2 separate regions of the Homo sapiens genome follow, and region 1 is linked to region 2. A link is a loop called in an ENCODE intact Hi-C map of the cell type or tissue named here. Cell type or tissue: A673. All regions are shown on one strand. Links, peaks and the distances in the headings refer to the core of each region. The heading gives the core; the rest is flanking DNA.

The links. Hi-C counts contacts between places; a loop is a spot of excess contacts. Peaks named below come from ENCODE experiments on the same cell type or tissue, not always from the same donor. Only the 100,000 strongest peaks of a DNase experiment are listed, where the experiment ranks them.
Region 1: a loop joins it to region 2, with 2.1 times the contacts of the local background. A loop is called at or near these places in 1 of 110 quality-filtered maps.

Annotation. Positions count from the first base shown.
Region 1 is chr11:21,986,316-21,990,721 of GRCh38, forward strand. All of the region lies in intron 3 of LOC102723370 (a long non-coding RNA gene), which reads left to right. Among named protein-coding and RNA genes, the nearest start is that of ANO5, 200 kb to the right of the region's middle. In A673, for the core only: a CTCF peak has its summit at 2,337 (motif pointing left); a DNase peak (open chromatin) is centred at 2,336.
Region 2 is chr11:21,870,041-21,874,446 of GRCh38, forward strand. The region is part of intron 2 of LOC102723370 (a long non-coding RNA gene); the gene reads left to right. Among named protein-coding and RNA genes, the nearest start is that of ANO5, 320 kb to the right of the region's middle. In A673, for the core only: a CTCF peak has its summit at 1,760 (motif pointing right); DNase peaks (open chromatin) are centred at 1,761, 2,861 and 4,101; H3K4me3 peaks cover 1,104 bases; H3K27ac peaks cover 2,462 bases.

The DNA.
Region 1 (4,406 bases), core at 215-4,214, 120 kb after region 2:
ACTATCTTCCAAGTTGAAAGGAAGTTCAATCTTCTGGCACACTTGGCAGGTCAATTGGAATATTTAATAGAGAATACTGATTACTACCATATCTGACATTATGGAACTTGGAACATAGGTAATTAGGTGAAAACAGGCAAGTTTACAGGCAGTTATGATCAGTACAGTCAGTGCTATGATACGGGAAGATCTGTGGGAGGAGCACCTAACTCAGATTTTTGGAATAGTCAAAAAAGAATTACAAGAAAAACTGGTAAAGCCAGAAAGATGAGTACAAATGTAATTTAATAAAGAAGTAATTGAGACAGGGACTGGCAGGAATTTAGACCTGTAAACACCTAAAGACAAAGTATGTTAGAGGATCCAATTAAAAATAGCTGGATAACGGTGTTGGGGAGAGGTGTGCTTGGTAAAATTGGAGAAGCAAGCATTGCTCAAACCATGCAGAGGCGTTGTCAGCCTCACTGATGAGTTAGTGTTTAATCCTGAGAACAGTGAGGGACCATTTGCTAGACTTGAAAAAGATCTCTTGTTGAAGTGTGAAAGATGGATTTTGGTAGGGGGTGACAGTATTCTATTTGCAAGATACTTCCAGTACTTAACATATCCACAGGGTAGTTGTTATTATTTCCACTTCACAGATAAAAAAAAAATCAAAGTTTTAGAAAGGGTAAGTATATTCACAAAGATCATAAGGTTGTTAAGCAGATGCATTCAGAAGGGAGAGTAGAAGAGACTCAAAACCTGAAATGCATATGGTATCGAAGTCCATGCTTTATGGACTTCGTTATGATGTTGCCTCCTGATCATTCTAGAATATAATAACAGCACAAGAAGTGCTTCCATCATGATGAACTTATAACCTAACCTCTTGACCAAAGAGTGGCTTTAATTCACAGGGGAAGTTGGCATAGAAGTGTTTATACTTTACATTTTACCTCATTGACCTGGGTGACTGGGTCAGCATTTGGAAAGGGATGAGGGGACTGCCCCATCACCTCCTCAGTTTCTGTAGGTCATAGGATAAGAGTAGCAATGCTCTTAGTGAGAGAAACTCTCAGGGAAAAAAAATGAGGCTATAATAGGCACTGCTTCAAGTGAACAGTGAGATTTTTCTCCTTGTCAGAAGTGTCTGCTCAATCTAGGAACTAAAGACCAGCCTGGGTGGCTCTTGCCTTTCACAGCTCAAAATAGCAAAAGGCCTGGATGCATAAATACAGTGAGATCTGACAAGCCGGTAAAGAGGACAGCTTACTTTCTGTACCTCCCTTGGTACCACAATCCAAGGATGAGATACAACTAAAGTTGATTTCCATATATCACACTGCAATCTTTTCTAAGATTGATTTTCAAAATTGTTGCTCATGGGGGTGTCATTTGTTCAAATACATAGTCCAAGTTGTCCTTCACTTGAGATTCCAGTTGTTCTCAGAAGCTGCCTTTGAATCAAAGTTCTAGTTTTCAATTTTTGCAATTGCCTTTGCACTTTCCCTCATGCTTCCAGGGGTCCAGGTTAATAATGTTGGCAGCTTCCAGTGTTTGATCAGTTATTTATGATATCTTAAAATAAGTACTAACTGTGCATTTCTCTGGTATAATTTTGATAAGATTTGTTTTAGCTAAAACAAAAATTAAAATGTACAACACAATTCATTAATGGTTACTGAAAGTCTTCAATGCATTAAAACATTTGAATTTAAAATAGGTTATTATGATAGAGATTTGTATGTGTGTAGATGAGAAAAATTTGGAAGATGTTTACATATAGTGATCATCATATAATTAGCTTCTTTGGGAAAAGAATTATCTTATTCACTGTTCACACATGGAGATACTCGGAGGGTATGAATTGAACAAATGAACAATTTGAGTTGCTATAGAAGTGATAATAATCCCTTTATATTTCTCTACCACTTGAACTATTTGCTGAATTGAATAATCTCATCTTCAATCTCATTTGAATATTTTGAATATCCTACGAAGTATATGGGCTTGATGTTGTTATCCCTATCAGGGAAGATCCTGCATCTATCTGATCATGGATACAAGGAATTTAAATACAGATCTTTTCATAACCACTCCACTGCACCAGGCATAATCTGCAGCATTGCTTTAAAAACAATTACTTGATTTAAGAAAAATTGTGAATAGATACAGGTTTTCTTTGCCTTCTGAACCCTATCATTCAAATACCCTTTTTTACCTTGGGAATTTCTAGTGAAGCCTGTGTGAAGCCCTCTGAATGCTTTTTCCTCTTAGGTATTCTCTCCTCAAAGCTTCTTCTCAGAAAGGATCTGAGAAATGCTGTCATACCAAATCATAGCTTAATAGTGACCTCTTTTGGAAGGTTTTGTTTTTAGCAGAGTATATTACACAATCTGGTACTGTTCATTGTCTTCCCTGGTCTTAAAGTGCAGCTGGTGTGTCATATCACTATACAAGAAGCTCGTAAGAGCCAGCTCACTATGGTCAAGATCCTTGGACCAGGGGCTGGCCCAGATTGCCCTCCTGCTTGTCACCTTGACCTGCTCTTATAGTGCATGCCTTCCATGGCATCATAATGTGGACCCTCCTATGTGACTCAAAACCTTCCTATTTTTGTCGACTATTTGGACATTTTTCTGCAGCTTCCCTACATCACTTAGTCAGGATAGATAACCTGCAGCTTCCCTACATCACTTCCCATTTTTCTGCAGCTTCCCTACATCACTTAGTCAGGATAGATAACCCACTGTTAGCAGATATATATCAAATAGGTATCATTTCTGCCCACCATCAACAGCAGGATTTCTGGCATCAACCACCAATAGGAGGAGTTGGGGAAAATAAAAGAACATTCTAGAGCTTCTGATATCACATTTGTTCTGCATCTGCTTAAGACTTATGGCTATAACCTGTTTATCATAGCTGATTTCTTCAGTGAATGGAAGGATGTAAAAACTGCTTAAAATATTGATAGCATCCTTTCCACAAGCTCTTGTTTATCTGCCTTTTGTCCTCCCTACTCACTGCCCCTGTATCTTCATTGTTCTAATACTCACTGCTTCCAATTCCAGCTCGCCAACTCCAAACACCACATTGTTTGCACAGCGTGCAAATGGCAACCTTACCTGATATCTGACCTAAACTCAGGGTTTGGCACCCCAGTCTAAGCCTATCAGCCTAGTCCCAAATTTATCCAGGAAAGGAAGATCAGAAAACCCTTATCATGTTCTTCTGGTATTTTCTAACCTTAGAATTCCTGACTCTAAAAAATTAGACATCTAACCCTTTTCCCTGCCAAAATTTCTGAGTCCAAGTAGTGCCTTGATTATTTTCTCTCCTCTCTCATATAGGCCCTGGTATAACAATGCTGATTCATACATTATGATGACAATAACAGGCAATTAAATCGAGTATTGAGATGATAATTTATGGAGTATATGAAACTTAAAATCAAAACTTAAATATACCATTATCTCCATCATAAGGAACAATTAAGATATAAAAGCAGTTTACAAAAATGAAATGTTTAGGGAAAAGTGATTGAATAATGAGTGATGATAATAAAGAATTTACAAAATATGTATACAATCACACTTAAAACTAGGGGAAAATTACTGTTGGTATTGGAACCGAGAGATATGACCTAAAGACATATGAGATTAGGACAGAATGACAGTCGCTCCAATAGAACTGTCTATTCATGTTCAGAATGAAATTTTAGAATATAAGCTGTATTTTCCCCTTCAGTCTATGTAGATTTGTTTTTCCTCCTGTGGGTTCTCTGCAAGTCAATGTAACAGTCCCAACCACTTGCCAATTAAGCAAGAGGAGAATATTATTGTAAACAAGAACAAAAAGATACTAGTACACTCAGAATACCATACCATGTATAAAGACAAAAACGGGACTCTCTTAGTCTGTTTTGCTATGACAAAATACCTGAGGCTGGGTAATTTATTTTAAAAAGAGACTTATTTGGCTCATGATTCTGGTGGCCAGAAGTTCAGAATTGAACAGCTATTTGGTGCATACCTCGTGATGCTTCCACTCATGGTGGAAAGCCCAAACTGGGGAGTGTATGAAGAGATTACATTATGGGAGAGGCTAAGAATTCCTTTTGTAGAACCATAACTATTCCATTCCCATAAGAGAGAGAGCTCACTCCGCCTGGTGGGAGGGCATTCATCTACTCATGAAGGTCCTGCTCTTATGACCCAACTACCTCCCACTATTTCCCATCTCCTAATGCTGCCTCACTAGCATGACACATTAACATGACAGTAACATGAGTTTTGGCAGAGACAAACCACATCCAAACCACATCAGGGTCCCGCAGTCATTGTGGCTTCAGACAATTGTTGGTGTCTTTTTTGCTCCAAATACCTTTTGCCCTTTGCTGCCCAGTTCTCAATTGTACGTTA
Region 2 (4,406 bases), core at 229-4,228:
GAAGAGCAGTTATTAATTATTTGAAGTCCAATTTATCAATTTATCCTTTTATATATCATGTTTTTGGGGTCATATCTAAGAAAATTTTGCCTAAATACTGCAAATATTTTTCTCGTATGTTTTCTTCTAGAAGTATTAGTTTTAGGTTATACATTTAGGTTTATAACATATATTTGTGTATATGATATGAAGCATAGAATTATGCATATGGGTATCCACATTTTTCATTACCATTTGTTGAAAACATTACTTTTTTTGACAGAATTATCTCTGTAACCTTATCAAAACCCAATTAATCATATATGTATAAATCTGTTTCTCAACTCCATTCTCTTCCCTTAATCAAAGTATCTTAATGTTAATATATTACCTTGATTACATTAATTTTATGGTAAGTTTTAAAGTCTTGTAGTATAAGTTATTTAATTTTGTTCTTTTTAAAAGTTGTGCAATCTAGTCTATATTCTTTGCATTTCTATATGAATTATAGAATTAGCTTGTCAGTTTCTACAAAAGAATCCACTCTGATTTTGATTGGGATTACATTGGCTTTGTAGTTCAATTAGGAGAAAATTAGCATTGCAAGAGTATCAAGTCTTGCTATCCATGAACAATATGTATTATCCTTTTATTTAAGTAATATAATTTCTCTCAGCAAATTTTTATGGTTTTCTGCTTATAGGTCAACCACATCTTTTGCTAGATTTATCCTAAGTATTTCTTATTTGTGGTGCTATTGTAAATAACAGTTTATAATTACAATTTTCAATTGTTCTTTACTAGTTTATAGAAGTAGAAATTTTTTTACATAATAATCTTACGTCTTACAACATTGTCAAACTCACTGATTTGTTCTAGTAGCCTTTTTGTAGATTAAATCACATTTTTTTCTATGGACGGTCATGTTATCTGCAAATAAAGACAGTTTTACTTCTTGTCTTACCTGGATATGTGTTACTGCTTTTTCTTAACTGAATGTGCCAAATAGAACCTTCAGTGTATGTTAAATAGAGCTATTGACAGAAGACTTCTTTCCCTCATTTTTGACTTAAATTGATTAACTGTCTCCTTACTTGCAATGTTTTCAATGAAAAATTTGCCATCTTTCTGTTTTTCTTTATACAAACTGTTTATTTTTTCCTTTGATTACCTAAAAATTATATCATTATTTTTAAAAAATATGATATAATTATGATGTTCCTTGCTATAGTTATCTTCATTTTTCTTATGCTTAGGGTTCATTGAGCTTCTTGGATCTATAACTTTATAACTTTCATCAAATTTGCAAAATTTTCTGCCACTGTGTCACACACACACACATACACATACATACAAACACACATACAATTTTATGTTTGTTTTCCCATCTCTTCTCTTTCAAGAATTCCAACTAAAAGCATGTTAGACTGCTTTAAGTTGTCCAACTGCTTATTGTTTCCCTGGTTATTTTTCCTTATTCTTGTTTCTCTGTGTGTTTTATTTTGGAAAGTTTCCATTGTTAAGCCTTCATATTCAAAGGTTATATTTTTTCTGCAATGTCTAATCTGCCATTAATTCCATCTAGTATATTGTATCTCCAACATTGTAATTTCTATTCCTGGAAGTTTGATTTGTTTCTTCAATGTATTTTCTATGTCTCTTTTGTTTTTTATTTTTTGAGACCTAGTCTCGCTCTGTTGCCCAGGCTGGAGTGCAGTGGCACTATCTCGGCTCACTGCAAGCTCTGCCTCCTGGGTTCAAGCGATTCTCCTGTCTTAGCCTTCCCAGTAGATGGGGCTACAGGCACACACCACCACGTCTGGCTAATTTTTGTATTTTTTAGTAGAGATGGGGTTTCATCATATTGGTCAGGCTGGTCTCAAACGCCTGACCTCAAATGATCCACCTGCCTCGGCCTCCCAAAGTGCTGGGATTACAGGCATGAGCCACCGTGCCCAGCCTATTTTCTGTGTCTCTACTTATATCATGTTCAGTCTTTTCTCTAGCTTAAGAACATGTGGGATACAGTTGTTTAACTGTTTTAATTTCATTGTCTACTAATTCTATAATCTGTGTCATTTTTGGTTACCTTTCCACTGACATTTCTTCTTATTGTGAGCCATAATTTACTGCTTTTTTGCACTTCTAGTATTTTTTTTTTTTTTTTTTTTTTTTTTTTTGACGTAGTCTGTCACTGTCGTCCAGGCTAGAGTGCAGTGGTGCGATCTCGGCTCACTGCAAGCTCCGCCTCCCAGGTTCACGCCGTTCTCCTGCCTCAGCCTCCCAAGTAACTGGGACTACAGGCACCCACCACCATGCCCAGCTAATTTCTTTTTTCTTTTTTTGTATTTTTAGTAGAGACGGGGTTTCACCGTGTTAGCCAGGATGGTCTCGATCTCCTGACCTCTTGATCTGTCCGCCTCTGCCTCCCAAAGTGCTGGGATTACAGGCCATTTCTGGTAATTTTTTATTGGAGGCAAGTCCTTGTGAGTTTTGCCTGTTTGGAATGCTGAATATTTTTTGTATTCCAGAAAATATTATTTAACACATTTCTGGGTTTTGCTTTTAAGATTTGTGTGGAGGGGGAGAGTAGCTTTTATTCAAGGTTTAAATTTTTCTACTACTAAGGCAAGATATTTTTAGTAGTCTAACTGATTTCTTGTGAATTATGAGGCCTCTACTCTGATTGTTGAAAACAGGTTCTATTCCTGCATTTTGTTAAGAGCTGGTCGTTCTTTCTAATTTTTCAGAGGGTTCTTTCTCTGACCTTGGGTAGTTTTACGTGCTGATTGGTACTTAACTAAATACTTGAAGAGGACCCTGTAGGGATCTCTGGCATTATGCCTGTGTAGTTTTCTTCTCTCTGGCACTTTATCCTGTTAACTCTCACCACCCTTGCTTCCACAGAATGCTGGCTCCATCTTCTTGCCTCACTGAGTATAATGAACTTGCCTAAGTTCTCCACCCTTTAATGCAAATTATATGCATCAGAGCCATTAAGCGATGGAAATTATAAAGTTTCTCTCATTTTTTCCATATCTTATAAACTACTGTCCTTTGTTGCTTAATGTCCAATAATTTGAAAGCCATTTTTTATACATTTTGTGTACTTTATAAATTGTTTTTGTTTGGAGATAAATCTAGTTCCTGATAATCTATCTTGACCAGAAATATAAGTTTCACATTATTGATTATTGCTGTTTTAACTGACCACCTTAACATAAAGGCTTTTATTAAGAGGAAATAGAGACATGAATAAATCTAAGGAAGAGGAGAACCTTATAGAGGAAGTAAAACATGGCAAAGACCTAGGCTAAGAATAAGCTTCTACATTTAAAGAATAGCAAGAAGGCTGATGTTGAAGAGGGCTGAACCACAGTGAATGAGGGGAGAGAATAACGAGACAGATTTTCATAGAGTTAAGAAGGTAGGTGATATACAACTGTCTCAGAACTTAGAGTACTTTTCTTCTTATTAGTCCATATTATGGTTCTGATCAGGAGAGTGAACTGTTTGTATGTACATTTTTAAAAGATGACCTTAAATTTTATTTGGAAAATTGACTTTAGGAAGAAATAATAGAAATAGAGAAGTTAATTCAGGAATTGTAATAATCTGGATGAGGGAAGTTGGTAGATTAATGTGTTAACAAGTAGAAAGGGTGAGTAGTGGTCAAATTCACAACGTATTTTAAAGATAGAGATCACAAGAGGTTTCCATGAATTGGAAGTCAGCCATGAGAAAAATAGATAAAGTAAAGCAACTGCTGGGTTTTGGGCTGATGCTATGCTGTTTCATTTGTTCAAATGCAGATTAGAAGAGAAGTCATTCTGAAAGCAAAGTAAGGCAAGAATTTAATTTTGGCCATGTTCAGTTTTGAATTACAATTACACATCGAAGCAGAAATTTAAGTAGCCACTTGGAAAAGCTAGTCTTCTACAAATTAATCTTATGTTGTAGCAGTGAAAACTCACCTCATCCAGCAAGCTGTTTATGACTTCTTCCTCCCTCTACTATTTGCCATGTCTCCTCAGAAGTTTTCACTGGGATTTAGTCTCTGGAAGCAAGGCACACTATAATTCTCCACCACACTCCTCTCTGCAATTCATTATGTAGTTCTCAGTTCTTTTAACCTCTAAGGAAAATTCCTCATATTAACTCTTTAAAAAAGAAATTCTTTTAAGGGATTATATAGTCAGCACCATTATTTTTTAGATAATACAATTATACAACCACTTCCGCCAAAACCCCAAGTTCTGAAATGAGGCTTAATGGTAAAAAGGAAAATTTGATTTCCTTAGGGAAATCCTTAGAATCCCAGAAACAAAGAGGGAAACAAGCATTGTCTCCTCAGTGTCATGTTTACAGTTTTCTTCATATTATTTGCCTCTTATTTCTTCATAACCTTGAAGTTAAGTAAAACTTTA